7 separate regions of the Homo sapiens genome follow, and regions 2, 3, 4, 5, 6 and 7 are each linked to region 1. The links are chromatin contacts, found by Hi-C or POLR2A ChIA-PET in ENCODE. All regions are on one chromosome and are shown on one strand. Each heading gives the region's core, a stretch centred on a gene start or an enhancer-like site at or near the end of the contact. The rest is flanking DNA. Distances are from core to core; before and after follow the strand shown. Region 1 holds the start of RRAGB (Ras related GTP binding B). Region 2 holds the start of SPIN2B (spindlin family member 2B). Region 3 holds the start of FAAH2 (fatty acid amide hydrolase 2). Region 4 holds the start of SPIN3 (spindlin family member 3). Region 5 holds the start of PHF8 (PHD finger protein 8). Region 6 holds the start of NBDY (negative regulator of P-body association). Region 7 overlaps NBDY (negative regulator of P-body association).

The links. Hi-C counts contacts between places; a loop is a spot of excess contacts on that map. ChIA-PET counts read pairs that join two places held with the same protein, here RNA polymerase II (POLR2A). Pooled maps may share reads with other maps.
Region 2: a loop to region 1 is called in a map of naive thymus-derived CD4-positive, alpha-beta T cell, with 11 times the contacts of the local background. The contact joins the promoter of SPIN2B here to the promoter of RRAGB in region 1. A Hi-C loop is called at or near these places in 1 of 168 maps with a recorded cell type or tissue (naive thymus-derived CD4-positive, alpha-beta T cell), 1 of 37 single-sample maps with no recorded cell type and 12 of 50 pooled maps.
Region 3: a loop to region 1 is called in a map of PC-9, with 12 times the contacts of the local background. The contact joins the promoter of FAAH2 here to the promoter of RRAGB in region 1. A Hi-C loop is called at or near these places in 2 of 168 maps with a recorded cell type or tissue (PC-9 and naive thymus-derived CD4-positive, alpha-beta T cell), 1 of 37 single-sample maps with no recorded cell type and 10 of 50 pooled maps. POLR2A ChIA-PET finds 5 or more read pairs at or near these places in 1 of 52 experiments (activated CD4-positive, alpha-beta T cell).
Region 4: a loop to region 1 is called in a pooled map, with 27 times the contacts of the local background. The contact joins the promoter of SPIN3 here to the promoter of RRAGB in region 1. A Hi-C loop is called at or near these places in 2 of 37 single-sample maps with no recorded cell type and 6 of 50 pooled maps.
Region 5: a loop to region 1 is called in a map of B cell, with 19 times the contacts of the local background. The contact joins the promoter of PHF8 here to the promoter of RRAGB in region 1. A Hi-C loop is called at or near these places in 4 of 168 maps with a recorded cell type or tissue (B cell, CD8-positive, alpha-beta T cell and naive thymus-derived CD4-positive, alpha-beta T cell), 3 of 37 single-sample maps with no recorded cell type and 19 of 50 pooled maps.
Region 6: a loop to region 1 is called in a map of B cell, with 28 times the contacts of the local background. The contact joins the promoter of NBDY here to the promoter of RRAGB in region 1. A Hi-C loop is called at or near these places in 8 of 168 maps with a recorded cell type or tissue (B cell, CD4-positive, alpha-beta memory T cell, CD8-positive, alpha-beta T cell and 4 more), 30 of 37 single-sample maps with no recorded cell type and 28 of 50 pooled maps. POLR2A ChIA-PET finds 5 or more read pairs at or near these places in 4 of 52 experiments (MCF 10A, activated B cell, activated CD8-positive, alpha-beta T cell and 1 more).
Region 7: a loop to region 1 is called in a pooled map, with 8 times the contacts of the local background. The contact joins the enhancer-like site here to the promoter of RRAGB in region 1. A Hi-C loop is called at or near these places in 2 of 50 pooled maps.

The regions. Positions count from the first base shown.
Region 1 is chrX:55,716,420-55,719,119 of GRCh38, forward strand. It overlaps RRAGB (Ras related GTP binding B), which reads left to right and starts at 1,330. Exons shown (of 10, transcript NM_006064.5): 1 at 1,330-2,000. The coding sequence starts at 1,909. RefSeq lists enhancers at 1,459-1,658, 1,819-1,948.
Region 2 is chrX:57,120,139-57,122,838 of GRCh38, forward strand. SPIN2B (spindlin family member 2B) reads right to left here and starts at 1,410. Exons shown (of 2, transcript NM_001006681.2): 1 at 1,100-1,410; 2 at 1-493. The coding sequence starts at 491. It also overlaps a transcript of FAAH2 not described here. RefSeq lists a silencer at 1,578-1,697.
Region 3 is chrX:57,285,301-57,288,000 of GRCh38, forward strand. FAAH2 (fatty acid amide hydrolase 2) reads left to right here and starts at 1,406. Exons shown (of 11, transcript NM_174912.4): 1 at 1,406-1,717. The coding sequence starts at 1,526.
Region 4 is chrX:56,994,280-56,996,979 of GRCh38, forward strand. SPIN3 (spindlin family member 3) reads right to left here and starts at 1,262. Exons shown (of 2, transcript NM_001010862.3): 1 at 937-1,262; 2 at 1-670. The coding sequence starts at 668. RefSeq lists an enhancer at 1,194-1,293.
Region 5 is chrX:54,043,211-54,045,910 of GRCh38, forward strand. It overlaps PHF8 (PHD finger protein 8), which reads right to left and starts at 1,263. Exons shown (of 22, transcript NM_015107.3): 1 at 552-1,263. RefSeq lists enhancers at 935-1,184, 1,395-1,854 and a silencer at 1,205-1,374.
Region 6 is chrX:56,727,981-56,730,680 of GRCh38, forward strand. NBDY (negative regulator of P-body association) reads left to right here and starts at 1,263. Exons shown (of 3, transcript NM_001348129.2): 1 at 1,263-1,609. The coding sequence starts at 1,374. The coding sequence ends at 1,580. RefSeq lists an enhancer at 1,304-1,383.
Region 7 is chrX:56,762,522-56,765,221 of GRCh38, forward strand. The region is part of intron 2 of NBDY (negative regulator of P-body association); the gene reads left to right. Among named protein-coding and RNA genes, the nearest start is that of NBDY, 35 kb to the left of the region's middle. RefSeq lists enhancers at 1,086-1,135, 1,156-1,275, 1,239-1,740, 1,736-2,095. Within about 2 kb of position 1,395, at least 24 of the 41 ENCODE cell types and tissues checked have a DNase peak (open chromatin) inside an H3K27ac peak, as active enhancers do.

The DNA of each region.
Region 1 (2,700 bases), core at 80-2,579:
GAAGGTTTTTTTGTTTTTTTGTTTTTTTTTAGTGGGGGGCAGCGGGAGGGAGAAAGGGCTATTATCAATTTTGTATCAGAGTTAAACTATAAACTAAATTCCTTCCCAAGGTTAGTTCGGCCTACGCCCAGGAATGAACAAGGACACCTTAAAGGTTAGATGTAAGATGGAGTCGGTGAGGTCTGATCTCTTTCACTGTCATAATTTCCTCAGTTACAGTTTTTGCAAAGGCAGTTTCAATAATAGTACTCTGTTTCCTGCAGTTTCTCTTCCTTCCTTCCCTTTTTTTCTTATCAAAGTAATATATGTACACACTTACGTGTAAATAATACATGTAGTATATCATATATTAATTATAAATAATATAATTAAACTACACATTTATTTAAAATAACATATTTATAACATATTATTTAAGTATTAGTTGATTATATTAAATATAATTAAATGTCATATTAATCTTATTATTATATATCATTTATACATTATAGAAATATATATAGCACAGAAGGGCTTCAGATAAAAAATAATAGTCCCCTGACATATCACGTCCTATCCCCTACCCCATTCTCCAGAAGGAACATCTTTGAACCCCTCTGGGCATTTTTCCTGGTGTGCATATCCCTACCAGTAGTCTTTCTGTTCTCAATTCTAGACTTCACTTATTTACAGATGGGGTCTCGCTATGTTGGCCAGGTTGGTCTTGAACTCCTGGCCTCAAGTGATCCTCCCTCCCCAGCCTCCCAAAGTGCTGGGATTAAAGGCATGACCCACCACTCCCAGCCCTAGACTTTATTTATTGACTTCTTACTATGGTACTTCCTTCACTTCCTGTTTTAAACAAGTGGGAAGATGAATGTGTGTGTTAAAATTCCTGATGAATCCCTGGTTTCAGCAATAACGATAATTTATACAGTATTTGCTATGTGGAAGACACAGTTCTAAGCGCTTTGGATGTATTAATCATTTAATTACAAACTCGATTGCAAGAATTAACAATAAAAAGCAGGAAGGCAAAGACAATGCTCGGTCTTCCCAGTCAAAAACCATTACCGGTAACCAGCAGTAAAAAAGAGAAGCTCAGAGGCACTGAAATTGCAACCGGCTCCTTTAATTCTCCATAGCGGATGGGTGGGGCCAGGCCCACCCACATTAGAGAGGCTGAAGGCTCCCAGCGCCCTACCCCGCCCGAGGGGCGGAGCCTGAGCCAAGGCCACGTGATGATGACAGACGGCACTCTGGCTTTCCTGGAGCTGTCTCTATGGTATTCTTCCCAGCCCACCCGTCCCTTTGGTAGCGGCAGTCACGTGACAGACTCCGGGGTAAGGCAGATGCCCACGTGATCCTGGCCTGCAGTTGGGTGGCTGCGGTGAGATACCTGGGTTCCTGAAGGGCGGGTGGTTAGGTCGTAACTACTGCCCCCGCCGGCTGACTCTCCGAGCGGCCGGGCTCGGAAGCCACGAGCCAGCTGAGGCGTTCTCCGCTTAGTGCCTACGGCATGGGTCAGCTCTTTCTGCCACCTCCGCCTTCGCGGTCCTCACCTCTTTGCGGGTGAAGTTACCTTTGGGTTTCCAGACCTTGGGGGCCTGAGGCCCAAACTCGGGACGAACCCCTAACCCACCTCTCTTTTCCTGTCATTCTCCAACTCTTACTTTGTACCACGGAATCACTTGGCCTTAAAGCTAGCCAGCTCGGCCGTGCCTTGAGGCCAGGTTCGAGAGATAAAGGTAACCGTGGGGAAAGCGGCCCCCCAGTGGACAAAGGCGGAGGCAAGAATAGAGCAGGCCTGAGGGCCATAGGCGATGAGAATAGGCAGTTGAGGGGTGAAAAAGAAAACAAACAAACAACAACAACAAACCCTGAAGAGTACTGAAGATTTAGAAGGGACTGGAAAGGACTTGTTGCGCAATGGAAGAATCTGACTCTGAGAAAACGACGGAGAAAGAAAATCTGGGGCCGAGAATGGATCCACCACTAGGGGAACCGGAAGGATCGCTTGGGTGGGTGAAGGGTATTTGTGAAACCTGGAAGTGGGGGTGTTCAAATTGAAGAGAGTATTGTGAATTAGAACACTTCTCCCCACCCCGCACCATGATAAATTGCTTTGATTTACCAGTAATGTTGATTGGGATTATGCTTTGGACGACAGGATAAACTGGAAAGCGAATTGGTGCTAACTGATCAGAAACAACCCTTGGGAAGGGGCTGATATTCCTGGTGGTGGTGCTGGGGGAGTGTTCTAATTAAAGCAGTTATGAGTTGCTTTGAATTATCAGTAAAGGAGATTTGCTGTCACCAGGTTGGGGATGGAAAGACTAGAAAGAAGATTTGCATTTCCAGGTCAGAGCTTGAGGGTGTTTTCTGTGCCAATTTGTACCTGAATTTGAGACTTACATCTACTTTGTGTCTGTGATGAGTGAAATAGGGCTTGGAAGGACAGCTGAAGGACTAAAAAGATACTTCCAGATTTTAAAATTAGGAGGCTGAATGTTTTTTATACATAGAAGATATTCAATACTCAGTCCTCAAGTAGAGGATATCAATATATTCTGTTTTTTTAGAAATAGAAGATATTGTTTGATTAAAGCAGCTGTGTTGCTTTGATTAAGATGATGAAAAATTGAATCTTGAATTTTAATGGCTCATTTGTATTCCTAAATAAATCTTCCTAGGAGTTCTCTCTTGAACTTCTAATTAGGA
Region 2 (2,700 bases), core at 160-2,659, 1.4 Mb after region 1:
ATATAAAACCAGGCTTTCATGATAGGTGCTTGAGCTAAGACCATCCCCCTCCATTCATCCTTAGAACCATGCTCTCCCTCAAACATATGTTCCACTGCTTTGCCAATTATGGTATTTGCAAGGTTGGCATCACTAATGTGAGATGATGCCACCCTGTCAGAAAGAATTTTAAGAGACAAAACCCTTTCATCTCTGTGAAGTTCCAGTCCATAGACACAGTCAATTCCATCATATTTCACCAGATAAAGAGAGGGATTTATAGGCACCTGATCCAGAACGGTTCCTTTCCACTGCGTGATGGGCTCATCTCCTTCCTTCCATCCATGAGAAATTCTGCAGCCCACGATGTTCCTGCGGGGCTGGGATGAAGGTCGGCCTCTCTGCTTCTTTTGGGAGACTTTTTTCTTTGTCATGTTTGCAGACCCAGTGGCCCGTCCTGCAGCTGCCCTGGTTTGTTGCCCTTCGGCTTCCTGTGCGTTGGGGGTCTTCATGCCTGCTGGGGGAGGAGAGAGGATAGAGAGACACACCCAGTGTGCCACAAGGCAAACTTTTCCCTATAGCCATGTCTGGATGTAGTCTGCGCTAGTGCCTAAGTTTCCCCTAGGAGCCTGGAAGCAATGCTGGAAATCCTGGCTGCATGCCCGCAGTGCTCTCCCTCTTAAGTTCCTTTGGGCTGTGGGGAAGGGCTGGGGTGGTGCAGTAGAGCTGTCTGGGGTTAGGAACTCTGCAGAAGTGGCTGGGCCACCTCCTCCTAGCTCAGAGCCCACTGCCCTCCCGGAACCCCTTGCTACCACTGGCGTCCACTTCCAATCCCCTTGCAAAGAGGCCTTGACCGGCACCCACTGCCCTCCTTCCCTGAGCGTCCCAGCTGCTGTCCACAACACCCCCTGCCTACCCTAACCACTTCTCTGGTACCCACCGCCCTTGCTTCCCGGCGCTCACCTTCAAATCCTTGTCTGGCTCCCGTTCCTACCCCCTTTTCATGTTGCTCACCGCACTCCCCCACCCCACCCTTGCCTGGCGCCCAACTCCACCCCATGTCTCCTGCTGGATTCCTTCCCATCCCCCTCTCCATTCTGGCGCCCACTAATGGCCTTGCCCTGCCTGGCGTCCACCGCCGGGGATCGCGGGCCTCACGTGCCCAAATCGGACACCTCGCTGCTGCCTCCGCTACGAGCCTGTGGCGAAGGAGGGTCAGCAGGCGACCGGCCGAGTGAATGCTTGCAAGAGCGGGGAGGGTAGGATCCGTAGATGAGGAGCGTGTCTAGGAGGGCGGCGAGACAGGCAAAGAGGAAGGCAGCGGCGTCCCCACCGCTTGGCTCGCTAGCCCTCCGCCTCCCTGCTGGCGGTGGCGGCCCCTCAGCCACATCGGGATTCCACCAGTCCCTGCTGTCGCCGCGGCAGTCTCCTCCCTCTTTCCGTAGCGCAGCTTCCTGCCCAGAGAGAGGCCTCCTCTTCCTGTCAAACACCCGGCTCTCCTCTCCACCAGGCTCCCACGCCCACCACACAGCCTGTAGCCCCGGCGGAGCTATGGGCTCTGACTCCGCCTCTTTCCAAATCCGGAGTAGTTCGTGCCACAGTCGTCCTCGGAACCCTGTGGCCCCTTCCTCACCCGTTTCAGGGCCACTTGGTTCCCACCTCCACCTTCTTAGTCTGCCTGCCCTGCTTTCCATCTTCTTGGAATTCGCCTTGCTGCCGCCCCGCGCCCACCCCCGCGCCCACCCCTGCCCCTGCACCGTCCCATGCCCTTATGGATTTATTCTTTACACGTAAATATGTCTTTCCTCTTTTTGAAAGGATTTGGAGTTGGAACAGAGAAATTCACTATGGTAAGTCTGCCATTTTGACCCAGTCTCTACCTAATTTTTGCTGACTGATATTTCCTGGCATTTTTGTTTTTGTTTTCGAGGGATTTTTTTTTCCTTTTCTTTATTGCAAGATAATTGCATGTACAACGTGAACACTATCTACATTTTAGGAAATTAATATTAAGAGGAAAATCATCAACTGCAGTCCCATCTCCCATTTTTGAGGGCCTCACAGCAAAATATTAATGCTCATAGTTTTTTTTCCTTTTTCCTAAACTTTTGCAAAACTGGGATTTGTTTTTTATCTGCAATTCATGTCTATTAATTTTTCCAGGAAATTAGATGTTTTCTAATCGATTTTTTCATTCAACAAATATTTATTGAGCACCTGTTACATATCTTGCACTTGGTCCGTAAAACTCAATTTTAAAGTGATTTATAATTTGGCTTTTCTCCCAGTACTGGGCATTTGACATAATATTTCCACAATAACCAGTAATCAGATCTATGTATCGGAATAGAAAGCTTTGCAAAAAAATAACTTTATAAGAAATAATTAAAGTTATAGTTTTATAAATCAGTGGAGAAACGTTGGGTATTCTTTAAGGAATGTTGAAATAATTATTTAAATATTTTGAGAAAGGTTGTATACTAATGTTGTACCAGTATCAATATTTGATTTATTAAAAGGTAAAAAGCAGCAAAATAAAATTGAACAGAAAGCAAATGAACCAACCAAAAACTCTGTAAACAAAACAATGCTTAATGGTATCTTTCTTATTCAGATACTTATGGTATTTGAATGAGGGGATGAGTCGGATGTTAACAGAACAACTACACTTAATAAAATAACATCTACAAGGAAAAATAGAAGTAATAATAATCTCGATTC
Region 3 (2,700 bases), core at 156-2,655, 1.6 Mb after region 1:
GCCAAGCTCGAATCCCTATCTTCAACGCTCATTATCTCATAATCACATACCTTCAGCCTACAAACCTGTATTGACTTCTCATCAAGCCCTATGTCAGGCTCTGGCAATACAAAGAGGAATTAGAATGACCCTGTTCTTCGAGGAGTTTATATCTAGATGGGGCATAGACACAAAAACCTAACACATAACAGAGGGTTGTAAGTGCTATGATTTTGTTAATCTGTGGAGTGCAGGGTTACAAAAGAGTGGCATCACACCCAGTTGTAAGTTCAGGGAAGACTTACTGGAGGAGGTGGTACTTGTCCTGAACTAGATGAAGAGGTTGGGAAAGCAGATGCAAAGATAAGGAGGGAAGAGAGAACTTTCGGATAGTTGTTTGTCAGGAGCTTAGCATGTGAGGGATAGAAGGGGTTAGGGATGAAGCATAGAGTTTTTCAGACACCAGTCATGAGAGTCGAATGCTGGACAAAGTAGATGGGTCTTGAATCTGTGGAAAATGGAGAATTATTGCGGAGTTATTGGCAGGGGTGTAATATTGTCAGATTTACATATTAGAAAGAACACTCTATAAATAAAGGCAGAGTGATCAGCTAGATTATTTGTAGAAGTTCATGTAAACCTCAGTGAGATCTGAGCCAGACTGAGTTGAGAAGGAAGGGCTGGATTCTGTCATGAGAATAAGAGAAATGGAAGAATCTGAAGTGATTCTAGATTTTTGGCATGGCTGACTGGGTGGATGAAAATTCCATTTGTAGACCTGTAGGGGCAGCAGTCTGGGGGACAAAAGGATGAGTTTTGGACTTGTTGAGTTTGAACGATCTGGAAGACATTCACATGGATATGTCAAAAAAGGCATTTCAAGTGTCCAGTTTAGGAGACAGATGGGCTGGAGATTTGATGTTCATCAGTACTACCTGTTAGTGATCTTATAAGGATTAAATAATATGCATATGGAAAATATATATATACTTGCCATTTAGTTGTTTGTTGAGCATACTGAATATTTGCATACAAAGGTATACTTACAACACTTTTTTCACAAGCACAGCTGAAATAAACTATAACAACTACCACTTATACTATTTACCATAAATTGTGCTAAATGTTTTTACTTATTATCTAGTGTTTATGGTAACCCTTTGATATAGGAGTAGTTATTCCCATTTTTTTTCTTATGAGTAAACTGACTAGGAGATATAGTGTAGGTTGGCCAGGGCTACACAGTAGCAGAACTGGGGAATTCCAAGGCCAGTGTTCTTTCTTATGACGCATTTTCTGTCTTGGGTTACAACAGCACTAACGACAGGTAGCATTGCACACAGGCAGCTGCTGGGAAGTCTCCGCCCCCATCTCTGGCTAGGAGCCCTGCAGGTGATGATAAACAAGCTCCTGTGGAATTGTGGGTAGACACTGGACTTGTAAACGAAAAGCTTCATAAGTCCCTCTTTGCTTAGTACTTTTCTCGTCCTTTCCCCAGGGTGCACGTAACCCTCAAGCACTAGGACCGTGCGGAATCCAGGCTGCGATGGCACCTTCATTTACCGCCCGCATTCAGTTGTTCCTCTTGCGGGCGCTAGGCTTTCTCATAGGCTTAGTAGGCCGAGCAGCTTTAGTCTTAGGGGGTCCAAAGTTTGCCTCAAAGACCCCTCGGCCGGTGACTGAACCATTGCTTCTGCTTTCGGGGATGCAGCTGGCCAAGCTGATCCGACAGAGAAAGGTGAGAATGCAATTCAGAAGAGGCTGGAGGGACAGGTCTTTTAGCAGGATCCAGGAAGCTTAGTGGTGGCGGTGGTTGTGGTTTCCTTTCCATTCTCTACTAGGGCGACTTAGGAGAGGCATTTATTGGGGATGAAGGGAGACTTCTGGGTGTTGTAGTACGTTTATTTTTACCAAGGACATTTACTGTGGGCATGGGTTGGACTATTTTGGTACCGTCATAGTCCTTCCTATCCATTTGTCCTATTTGTGCATAATTACTGTGTGTGGGGTAAAGCAGGTGTGAATTTCAAACTGATTCTCAGCTATGGAAAGTCAGTCTCTCTCTTTCTCTCTCCCTCTCCCTTTCTCTCTCTCTATTCTTCCGTCTCTCACAGGCCCCAGATCAACCTGCTGCTTACCATTCAACCAATTCTTTTTAAAATTGATTTAAAGTAAAAGTAGTACTTGGTCTAGGATAGTAAAAGCTGCGTCTACCATATATTTATTGCATAGTATATGTGAAATACTCTGCCTGGGTACTTAAACATATTCTATTTCACGGATGCAGTTATATAGGCAATATTCATATTTTATGCATAAGGAAACTGAAGTAAAATGATTTGCACAAAAATTGTTGAAAGTTCTAAATTAAAAAAATTAAGCAGCTCATTCGTTCTCTATAGAATTGTGCAGGCAGGACTATTCATCTCTGTCATATAAGTGATTGGTTACCTGGAGATCTTGAGCTACAGTCTAGTATTGTTTATTTATACTCTGCTTGTTTTCACCTCTCTGCTGTTTCATTTGTTTTTCGTCATTGCTTTATTTCCAGAATCTACAATACTACTTAACAAAGAATAGGCATGCAGCAAATACTATCTCAGTATGTGCTCCTGAATGTATGAATTATTAATATTTGTATTGTACTCCTGGTTACCTTTCAAAGACATATCCTGTCTTCTTGCCGTACCCCCTCCCCAGCCTCTACCCACTCATGCATGC
Region 4 (2,700 bases), core at 12-2,511, 1.3 Mb after region 1:
TTGGAGCCATCGTCTTTGGCGTATTCCACCTGTTTGCCTACCAGGCTGTCTATGACTTCTCCTGGCTCCCTCTCTGCCAGAGGAGAATCATTGGAATCTTGAAGGATGCGGAGGTCACCATCTTTATAATCATCTAAGAGCTGGTACATATATAATACAGGATCTTTCTCATAGGTAATGTAAAACCATGTGTTCATGACAGGTGCCTGAGCTAAGACCATCCCCCTCCATTCATTTTTGGAACCTTCCTCTGTCTCAAAAATATGTTCCACTGCTTTGCCAACCATTATTTCTGCCAAGTGTGTATCACTGATTCTAGATGATGCAACTCTATTAGGAAGGACTTCAAGTGATGACACTCTTTCATCTCTGTGAAGTTCCAATCCATAAACACAGTCAAATCCATCATATTTGATAAGATACAGAGAGGGATTTACAGGTACCTGATCCAGAACGGTTCCTTTCCACTGTGTTAGAGGTTCATCTCCATCTTTCCATCCGTGCTGAATTCTGCAGCCCACGATGTTCCCCCGAGGCTGGGAGGTGGGTCGGCTCCTATGCTTCTTGTGTGCAGCCTTCCTCTTTATCATGGTAACAGACACACTGCCGTGGCCAGCGCCCGTCCTGGACCGCTGCCCTGCAGCTGCCTTTCCAAACGGGGTCTTCATGCCTGCGAAGAGGAGCACAGTTGCCAGGTGGACCGAGAAAGGAAATTAACAAAATCAATGCATAACACGGAGAGCTTTTTCTCCTAATCAGCGCACCCAGTAAACCCACACCTGTTTTTCCCGAAAGCTAGATAGCAAAGCTGGAAATCAAGGCACCCTGGCTGAGTGCCTGCAGTAACCTTCCTCCCCAGCTCAGTCTGGCTAAGATCTGCGGTTCGGTGAAATACGAAGCGTTTCCCCATTCCCCTCGCCCTGCTTCCAACACTACCCGGCCAGGAGGCGCAGATTCCCCACCGTCCCGGATTGCGGGCCTCAAGTGCACAAATCGGACACCTCGCCGTTGCCTCCGCAGTGAGCCTATGGAGGAGGAAAATCAGCGGGCGAGCAGCCCGGTGCTTGCAAAAGCTGGGAGAGGATGATCCATAGGCAATGAGTGTCTCTAAGAGGGCGGCGGGGCAGGCGAAGATGACCGTGGCGGCGTCCCTTGCTCTTGGCTCCTGCGTCCTCCGCCTTCCTGGTGGCGGCGGCGGTGGCGGTGGCCGCAGCCCCTCTCCCACATCGGACTCCCACTAGTCGCTGCTGCGCCGCAGTCTCCTCCTTCTTTTTCTAGCGCAGCTTCCGGTCAGTAGAGAGGCCTCCCCTTCCTGCCAAACACCGCGTGGCGCCCCTCCCCCACCAACCTGTACCACAGCCCTGGGCGTGGAAGGTGCTCCTAGGCTCTCGGTCTCGCAGCTTCCTCCAAATCAGAAGCTGTGGAGCCCACAACCACCTCTCTCTCACTGCATTGGTTTACCTCTTCTGGTTTAGCACGCGCCCCTCCCCTCACCTAACCTCAACCCTCTGCGCCCCTGCCCCTTCTGCTTTCCACCTTTCAGGAATTAGCCCTTTCCTTTCCCCTCCCTCCCCGCGTCCCCCCACCCTCCATTGAAGGGGATTTGTGGTAGGACAAGAGAAATGCGCTACTGCTCAGTGTTCAGGCTGCCATCTTGACCCAATCTACGTAATTTTTACTGACTTGTCATTCCCAGACTTAACTTCTTGAGGATTTCTTTTCTTTTCCCCTGATTGCAAAAGAATTGCATGCACAATATTGACACTGTAAAATTCAGAAAATTGACATGAAGAGAAAATAATTAACTAAGCCGGCCTCCCATTTTCCAGGGCTCACAGTGAAATATTAACACTATTTCCTTTTCCTTTTTTCTAAGCTCTTACAAAGCTTGGATAATTTTGAATATGCACTTTCATGTCCTGCTCATTTCCATGTAGAATAAACATTTGCTCAATTTTTTAGATATTTTCTGAGAACATGTTTTGTAGTAGCTTCATAAAATTAAGCATTAGGATTTTTCATAATTTTGCCGTTGCCTCCTATCTTCAGACGTTTAATTGTTAAATACCTATAAATTGTGCTTGCGCATGAATTATTCTGTTCACTTGAACAGAATAACCTAGACACTAAACTTAGAACAATTGCTATAATTAAAACAGGAATTTGTGAGATCATAAATCTGTGGAGAAAGACATTTTAGAAGTGATTCAATCAGTTTTATCGTTACAGCCATCCTAGTGGGTATGAAGTGGTACCTAATTGTGGTTTTAATTTGCATTTCTCTAATGACTAATGAGGATGAGCATCTTTTTGTGTGCTTGTTGGACATTTGTGTATCTTTGGAGAAATGTCTATTTCAAGTGCTTTGTTCATTTTTTAAATGAATTGTTTGTAGCAGGGCTGTTAATTGTTCTTTTTAAATTCTGGATGAGAGAACCTTATCAGATATATGATATGAAAATATTTTATCCCGTTTTGTGGGGTGTCTTCACTTTCTTGATAGTATTTTTGATGCACAAAAGCTTAAAACTTGGTTGTGCGTTTGGAGTCACACCTAAATAAACACTGCCAAATCCAAGTTCATGAAAATGTACCCCTATATTTTCTTGTAAAATTTTGTTTGTTTTTAGCTCTTATATTTATGTCTTTGACCCATTTTGAGTTAATTATTATGTATGGTGTGATGAAGGGGACCAAATT
Region 5 (2,700 bases), core at 13-2,512, 1.7 Mb before region 1:
TCAAAAATGAGGCTGGGGGTATCTCAAGACAAGACCCTCCTCTCACCACCTGAAATAGGGCCAACCAGAGAGAGATAAGGGATCCCTGAAAGTCTCTTCAGGTTACTCAAAGCCTTCACGAACAAGACAGACAAGACTAGGCGCCCAACTCAAATCACAGTTCTGGGGTCGTGTTCGGAGAGTTTAAATAATCCTTTCCATCACTCTCAATATCATTCCTTCCCCGACCAGTCAGGAGTCTCATCACCCCCAAAACTGAAATAAATATAAATCTCTAAACTGACCAGCTCGTTCTGTACTTTAAAGATGACAGGGTTCTGGCTGCATCCCTGAAACTCAAAAGGATCTATTCAAAACCCCTCAAACTGACTAGAATTTCCTCACACTCCCGAAACTAAGCAAGGATTCTTTTGCATCGCTCGGAAACTGGCAGCGTTTCCTTGCAGCCCCCCCTCAAACTGATGAGAGCTCCCTAGTCTCCCCAAATGTTCAGGTACCTCACAGTATATCCTAAAACTGACAGTAATAGCCTCGCAGCCCCCAAAACTTACAGGAATCTTAACGCTTCCCCAACTGACAGGAACCTCCTCACGCCCCAAACCTGACAAGAACGTCTTCAGTCCAGAATCCTACAGGGACCTCCTCATGCTTTGGGCTGCAAGGACTCCACGCCCGCGGAGCTCAGCCCCAGCGACACGCCGGCAGCCGGGCTAGCTCCGGGACTGCGAAGCGCCTCAGCGGAGGCTCGTCCGGTAGTTCCGGCCCCTACGGCGACGCGCGTCGAATTCTGGGATAGTCCCCGTACCGCCGGGAACCTCGCTCGCCTTCCCCTCGAGCCCCCCGCTGGGTCGCGCGGCGCCAGCCGCTCAACGGTGCTTCAGAGCAGCCTCCTCCACAACATTCCCCTCGGCCCGGCCGTTCGGGCCTACTGGAGACCGCGGCTTGGGCCTAGTCTGGCGGCCGCCCGGCGAACGGGCAAGTGGCGTCGTCGCTGGGCCGGCAGGAGATACTCGCGAGCAAACCAACGGGGAAAGAGATGAACCGGCCGCCACGTCCGAGGCACACGGCCCGAAAAGTCGCTGGGAGAAGCCCAGTGGCGGTGGTAGGCAATTCGGAGTAGTCAATAAAGTTTATTCAAAACAATGAGGAAGTTGAGGCGGAGAGGGGAGGAGAAATACGGGATAAACAGCTACCATGTTGAGAGTGGCGGCGCTACCCAGACAACCAAGGCGACCGCCATCTTATGAGGGCTGGACTCGCGAGGTGAGCGCGGCGGAGGCGGGGAACCGCGAGCCGCCGGCTCCCGGGTGACGTCATCGGGGGGGCGGGGCGCCACCTTGAGAAAGGAGGGCGGTTCTCAGCCACCTTTGGACCCGCTCGTCTCTTTAAGGTGCCCAATCGCCGCTGAAGACCTTGAGCCCAGAGGCGGAGAAGCCGCCATCTTAGGCGAGGCAGACGTTTGGCTCCATTTTGAGTGGGGCCCGAAACTTCCTAGCCTTCCCCCTCCTCCGGGCAAACAGGGAGTTCAGCTACCCCGACTCGCACACTCCTCCTCCCCAGCCTTCTCCTCCTATGAGAGGAGGTGAACTCGGTGACTCCAAACTACAAAATTAATAGGTGGCGGCGGGGGCGGGCTTCAGCCGGGGTAGAGGCGGAGTACTCACCGCGGCTCCTGTTCATTGAGCACCTTCGATAGGCTGGGCTCTTTCCCACGGTCTCTGCGTTGTTGGTTCTTCCCCCTGTGAAGGAAGCTCTGTGATTATCACCAAATGAAGGCAGGGGCTTCGAGAAGCCAAGTGACTTGAGTCCCGGAGCAGGGACGTTGAACCTTGTGCCCTGTGCTACCCGCGTTCTGTCCCCAGGCCCTCAGTGTAGTTCCTCTGTAAAGCTGCTGCCAACTCCACAACTCCCTCTGAACTCTTCTTTGACCCTACTGTTTCACTTCAGTTCAAATACAGTTCAAGGATTTGTTTGCACCTGTCCCACAATTTTCTGACTATAGCCTGAGGGGAGGGGAGAGGAGGGGGGATGAGAGGAAAGGCTGAGTTAGTGGAGCTTTGCTGAGTTAGTGGAGCTTCGTACATATGCTTCAAGATGGCCTAGGTTTTCTCAAACATTCTAGAAAATTCTCTAGGAGTTATCTTACTATTTCATTTTCTTAAAGGGTCCCATTGCTTTAAAAAGGAAATGTGTGCGTGCACACAATTTACTAACCAGTGATGGTGGGGTAGGCCCTGGGGATGCAATGGTGAAAACAGGGCCTCTGGAGTGGGAGGGCATCTGCCAGTGCAGGAAACAAAGTTGCGAGTAAACAATTGGAATAGAAGGCACAGTAAGCACACAAATACCACCTGCAAAATGACCTTTGCAAAATGCAACATGAAGCTACAAAAGAGCCTTACAAGCTGCTTGCAGCTGCTGTAAGAAAGACGGCAGGGGGACATGGACGATTAAGTTCACTTAAATAAACAAGCGAGAACATTGTACTCAAAAGGATCAACGTGTACAAATGCATGGAGGCACATAGAAAAATATTTACTAGAAGTTGAATATTGTTGGAACAAGGAAAACAGAAGAGAGATAGGTAGGAGGTCAAACAGTAAAGGGTCACAACATGAAAGATTGCGAAATGCAAAAGAGTTTAGATTGTATGCAGTTAGCAAAAAGAAAACACAGGTTTTTGAGCAGGGGTAGCTTAGT
Region 6 (2,700 bases), core at 13-2,512, 1.0 Mb after region 1:
TCCAACTACTCTTCTAGCTCTAAAATATTGCCTCTCTCAATGCCTCCCTCACATCTTTTCATTAAGCTACAGCTACATCTGACTTTTCTGTCTTTATTAGTAGCATTTGGCACAAAACCACGGGGTCATTTATTTCCCAAATATTTACTGAGTACCTAATTTGTGTAAAGGGCTGTGCTGGTTACTTGGAGGAAGGTAGAAGGGTGGAGATAAGAGATAGTTATAGTAGTAAATGCTTTACATGTATTATCCCTGGTTATGGAAACACCTTTGCAAGGAAAAAATTATGGCCTAGAAACCAAAGTTCCAAGAATTTAAATAATTACTCAAAGAGCTCAGAGCTTGTAAACAGCAGAGTTTAACAGGCACTTCTACTCTGGCATTAAGGACTAAGCTCTCTCCATTTAAAAAAACAAAAAACAAACAAAAAGCACTGAGAACAAAGCTGAAGAAGTGTGATCTAGTTTGTCCATAGCTAAAGGGAGATGGATGTGTAGGCTATTTTAATAATGAAGGTCTAAGAAGTTCCAGAAGCCTTTTCTTCTGAGACACGTGGTACTTTCTTCTGGTTACCATAAATCATAGAATATAACATATCATCACTAGTAAGATGGGTCATTATTTTCCATACCTACAAGAAAGAAAAAAAAAAGCTGCCAACTAAAGTATAGTGTACCATCAATTGTTAGGTCGCAGAGATTTCCTAGATATTCAAATTTGGGGAAAAACATAATAAGCCTTCAAAAATTACAAATTTGCTTAAAAAATAAAGAAAAAATGATCTTAGATTCTATGACATACGGTGAATTCATTTTCCACATTCAATTTCCATGGTTTGTGCTAGTGTGCTATTCTGCACTCTAGTCAACTTACATGTTTGCATATTGCTTTTTAAATGTTTGTAGCTAGTTTCACAGCTCTGTGATGTGCATCTGCAGCTGGCTTGTAAAGCTCTTCAATAATTTATTTGGTTACCGCCCACCCCCGCGTCCCTCCCACACATATAAGCCATTCAGAGTTTACCACTTAAAGGTAAACTTGAATTTCTTCTCATCTTAAAATTGCATAAATTATATTAAATTCTCAATAAATTTATTTACATTTAGTGGGGGTGGGGCGCGATGGAAAAACACTATATTAAATAACGACATCGGTTTTTAACACCCATCCTAATAGAAACATTAAAATAGAATGGGGTAGGGAGGAGGGGTGGAGGCGGAGAAGGGATGTACGTCTCAGGATACAGGAAATACGGTAAGAGCGAAACAGGAGGAAGCCAGCTCTGTGCCTGGAGGGGACTCGCCGCCATCTCAGGTCTCTTGGCTTTGCCAGGGCCCACCGGAGAAAACTGACGACCCGTTTCTGTAATCCTTATGGGAGACCAACCTTGTGCCTCCGGGAGATCCACTCTCCCACCTGGAAACGCACGGGAAGCCAAGCCTCCAAAAAAGCGCTGCCTCCTCGCTCCGCGTTGGGATTATCCGGAAGGAACTCCCAACGGAGGTAGTACCACTCTACCCTCCGCACCTCCTCCTGCATCAGCCGGCCTGAAGTCGCACCCTCCTCCTCCGGAGAAGTAGAGAAATAAATTTCTCCCACCCTAAACCAGGTCAGATTCTTTCTCATCTAGGACATCTAGGCTCTTTGAAACTTATTTATGCATTCTCACAAATTTCCTTCCCCTTTTCCCTGTTCTTTCCATGATTTCAAAATAGAAAAAATAACATGCAGGGATTAAGCAGCTCTTTCACAAAATATGCTTGAATGAAATGATGGATATTTAACGACATTAAATAATTATTTGTAATATTTTAGATGAAATAATTGTAGTTATATTTTCTAAGAAATAGACTTGAATCTTTTGATTTGCTTGAAAGTAAGTCATTGGTGCCAAGGTGGAGGGAAAGTGTAATAAAAATGCTCATGAGTTGATAATTTAAAGCTGGGTGATGTATATGTAGGGATTTATTATATTATTCTCTCTACTTTTGCGTGCATTGGAAAATTTTTTTGTTAAAAAAAAAAAGGCTGGTTCAAGGCCAATAAAAAGCATCTGTTGAAGGCCAGCCTTCAGAAGTGTATGTCTTTCTCTGTGTAAGGCAGGAGAGTTGAATTTTTTTTTTTAAAGCTACAATGTGATAGTCAAATCCAAGTGCCATAATGTTTGCTTGTTCAAGGTATTCAGGAAGGGTGGAGGATGGACCAAGTCACTGCCTGGTAGTAATCATGAGCCATCAAAAAGGAGGAGTAGGGGGGCGGACGCGGTGGCTCACGCCTATTATCCTAGCACTTTGGGATGCCGAGGTGAGCAGATCAGGTCAGGAGTTCGAGACCAGCGTGGCCAACACGGTGAAACCCCGTCTCTACTAAAGTTACAAAAATTAGCCAGGCGTGATGGTGGACGCCTGTAATCTCAGCAACTCGGGAGGCTAAGGCAGGACAATCATTTGAACCTGGAAGGCAGAGGTTGCAGTGAGCCGAGATCGCGCCATTGCTCTCCAGCCTGGGCGACAATAGCAAAAAACTACGTCTCAAAAAAAAAAAAAAAAAAAAAAAAAAAAAAAAAGGAAGGAGGAACTTTGGGTGGGCCTTAAAGGTTGAGTGACATCTGCCATGTGGAGGGGCAGGGAATGCTTTTCAGGCCGAGGGTTTCCAGAGAAAAGGCAGAATTCTTCTGGAAACAGCTTGGCTATAATTTTG
Region 7 (2,700 bases), core at 145-2,644, 1.0 Mb after region 1:
CCTCTAAAAAACCACCCATGTGTTACTTTTAAGTGAAATGTCATTCTGAATGCACTTCCTACCAGTACCTCACGATTCATCCTTCTACCTTGTTCTCCTTGAAGACGATCTAATAATGTAATCTTGGCCAGTAGGAGCCTCAGCAAGTTTTCCCCCATTTCCTCTCCTTCCAGTCAAGCCATGTGAACACAACTATCCGGATTTCAGTGTATACAGGCAGGCTGTCTCTGCCATGTGCCAGTTTACCCACTCTCACACAGGAAGGCACCCACAAACCATAGACACAGATACACATACACACACTCACTAGGGACCTCAGAAATGAAATCACAAACACACCCGCACACAGAGACACATGCAGACACACACAAACACACACATAGACACACAAACAAGAAACCTCACAGGGGCACAGGGGTGCAGGCCCAAGCATTCTCCCACACAGACACATACACACCACCACAGGCACGAGACTGCCTACAATTTCTCCCACACAGGTTCTAAATGTGCAAAGGGAACAGGAGACAGGGGAGAATTCCTGACTCCAGGCCTGGGCCATCATGCCATTGATTGATGGGCAACTCTCGCCTTCTCCTGAGAATCAATGTGGGAAGTCTGTTAACAGATAGGATCCAGCAGCTGGTGTAAAACTGGAGCATCCTGGGTCAAGCTGCTTAAAAAGGAACCTCACTTTGTGTTAGAGACAGAGAGAGTTCCCTTGGGAGCCTTGGCCCTGTGTGATGCCATAAGAATCTGTGGTGTGTGGTGGCATTCCCCAGCACCCCTGAGCCACCCTCCTCCCACCCCCATCTGTGTGAAACCCAGGACAGCCTGAGCAGAGTCAGACTTGAGCAAGTTGCTGAGTGTCCTCTCTGAGAGATACTCCTGCTTCAGGCCCTGTGGTTTCCAGTTGAGCAGTCCACCTATTTTGATGACCTCCATGTGTCAGCCCAAGGCGGTAAACTCTACCTGGAGCTCCAGGCTTTCGTAGGACCCCCAGTCCTGCAGCAGAACCTTGTGTAAGCCAGCTGGGTGACCAGCACCTTGTCCTGGGGCAGTAGCCCTATGATCCTAGTCCTCCTGTGGTGTCCCAGTAATGATCATGTTTTTTGTTGTTTACTTTCTGCACGGGCAAGAGCCATGAAACCTGCAGAGAGCCAAAGGAAGGGCAAAGGCTGGCTCCCTAAACAGGATTCCCACAGGATCTCCAGCCTACTGGTCCTGGTCCTTGGTCACACGGTCCCATGAGTTTGGTGATCAATCTGGGACCAGGTGACTGATTCCTTTCACTCCTCTGTCTTTTTTTTTGTTTCTCTTTCCTCTTTACCTTTTTTCACATGGGAAAAGGCGGAGGCCCTGGAGTTGAAGTGGCAGGGTTACAGTTGTAGTTGGCGTTTGTGGAGCCATACTGCCATCAAGCGGAAACTGTATCTAGAAACCGGAGGCAGCTGGGCACAAGTGCTGGGGAAACCCCACGAGCGCAAAAGAGATGGCGGCATGGAGCCCCCAGGCTGAAGCAGGACAAGAGAGGAACTCCAAGCTGGCCCTTGGCCTGTGCTCATTCCCAGGATGCCTCCCTGGTTCCACAGCTCTCTCCGAAAAAAAGGGCAGGTAGGGGCGACCCACCATGGGTTCCCCTGGTCATCTCCAGGTACTGCTGGTCCTGGGTTGCCACGTCTCCAGTATCCCGAAGCTCCTTTGTTCCCCGGGAGGATCGGGGCCCCCTTGCCAACACGTGGCTCCAGCCAAGGGAACCCCGGAACTCCCCACAAAAGACACCAGAGTAAACGGCCCCCGTCTCGGCCAGTGGCTTCGTTTATGTCCATCTCAACATGGCTGCCGGGCCAGCTCCGCCCTCTGGGCTGACTGGTCTTGGGGCTGCCTGGCTGTTCTGTCCTGGGGCCTCTAGAGTAGTTGCTTCTCCAAAGCGTCCCAATGCCAGGTACACTTCCTTCAAGGGCTCAGAACCCCGGTGGGGGAAACCCAGGCTTAGACATAGTCTAAGCACATCCTCGCTGATCTCTGTTCCTGGCAGAAGGCAGGTGTCCGTGCATCCTGTTGTGTTCAGAAACAACTTCCACTAGATGGCAATGTGGCTCCACAAACAGCAGTCTTGTCTTTCCCTTCCCCCATTTTCTTTCCCTCTTTCTGTTTTTGGTGCCAAAAACCAAAACAAACACCAAAAAAAAAAAAAAAAAAAAGAAACTGGCCTAGGAGCACCCATCTCACCTACAGCAGGGCTTCCCATCTATGTGGTCACTTTGGGGGAACCGGCAACAGTAGGATGGGGTAGGGGTGGGGGCCACAGGGAGCAGGGCAGCTTCCTGGCCCAACAGGCCTCTGTGCCCACGCGGTGCAGACCCGGGCTTGAGGGGCTGATGCTTTCTCCTGGCTGGTGGCTCTTCCTCTGTGAGGCCACAAGAGGCCACTCATAGTGCTGCCAGCTGTCCATCTGAGGCACTTTGCATTGCAGTTCGCTGTCAATCTCATTGCTCACTGATTCTTTGTGTACTTTTGGAGTTTTTCTCCCTTCACTTTTTTCTTCTTCATTCTCTTTACTTTTTCTCCACTTCTGCTCCAGGAGCAGACTGGAAGGCAGGGTCAGCTGGGCGCGGGGACACCGTTAGGGAAAACAGGCTTACTTTTCCTAAGGAAATTAGTAGGACTCTAGCTGACCCCTGCGAGGAGAAATTGGCGTTT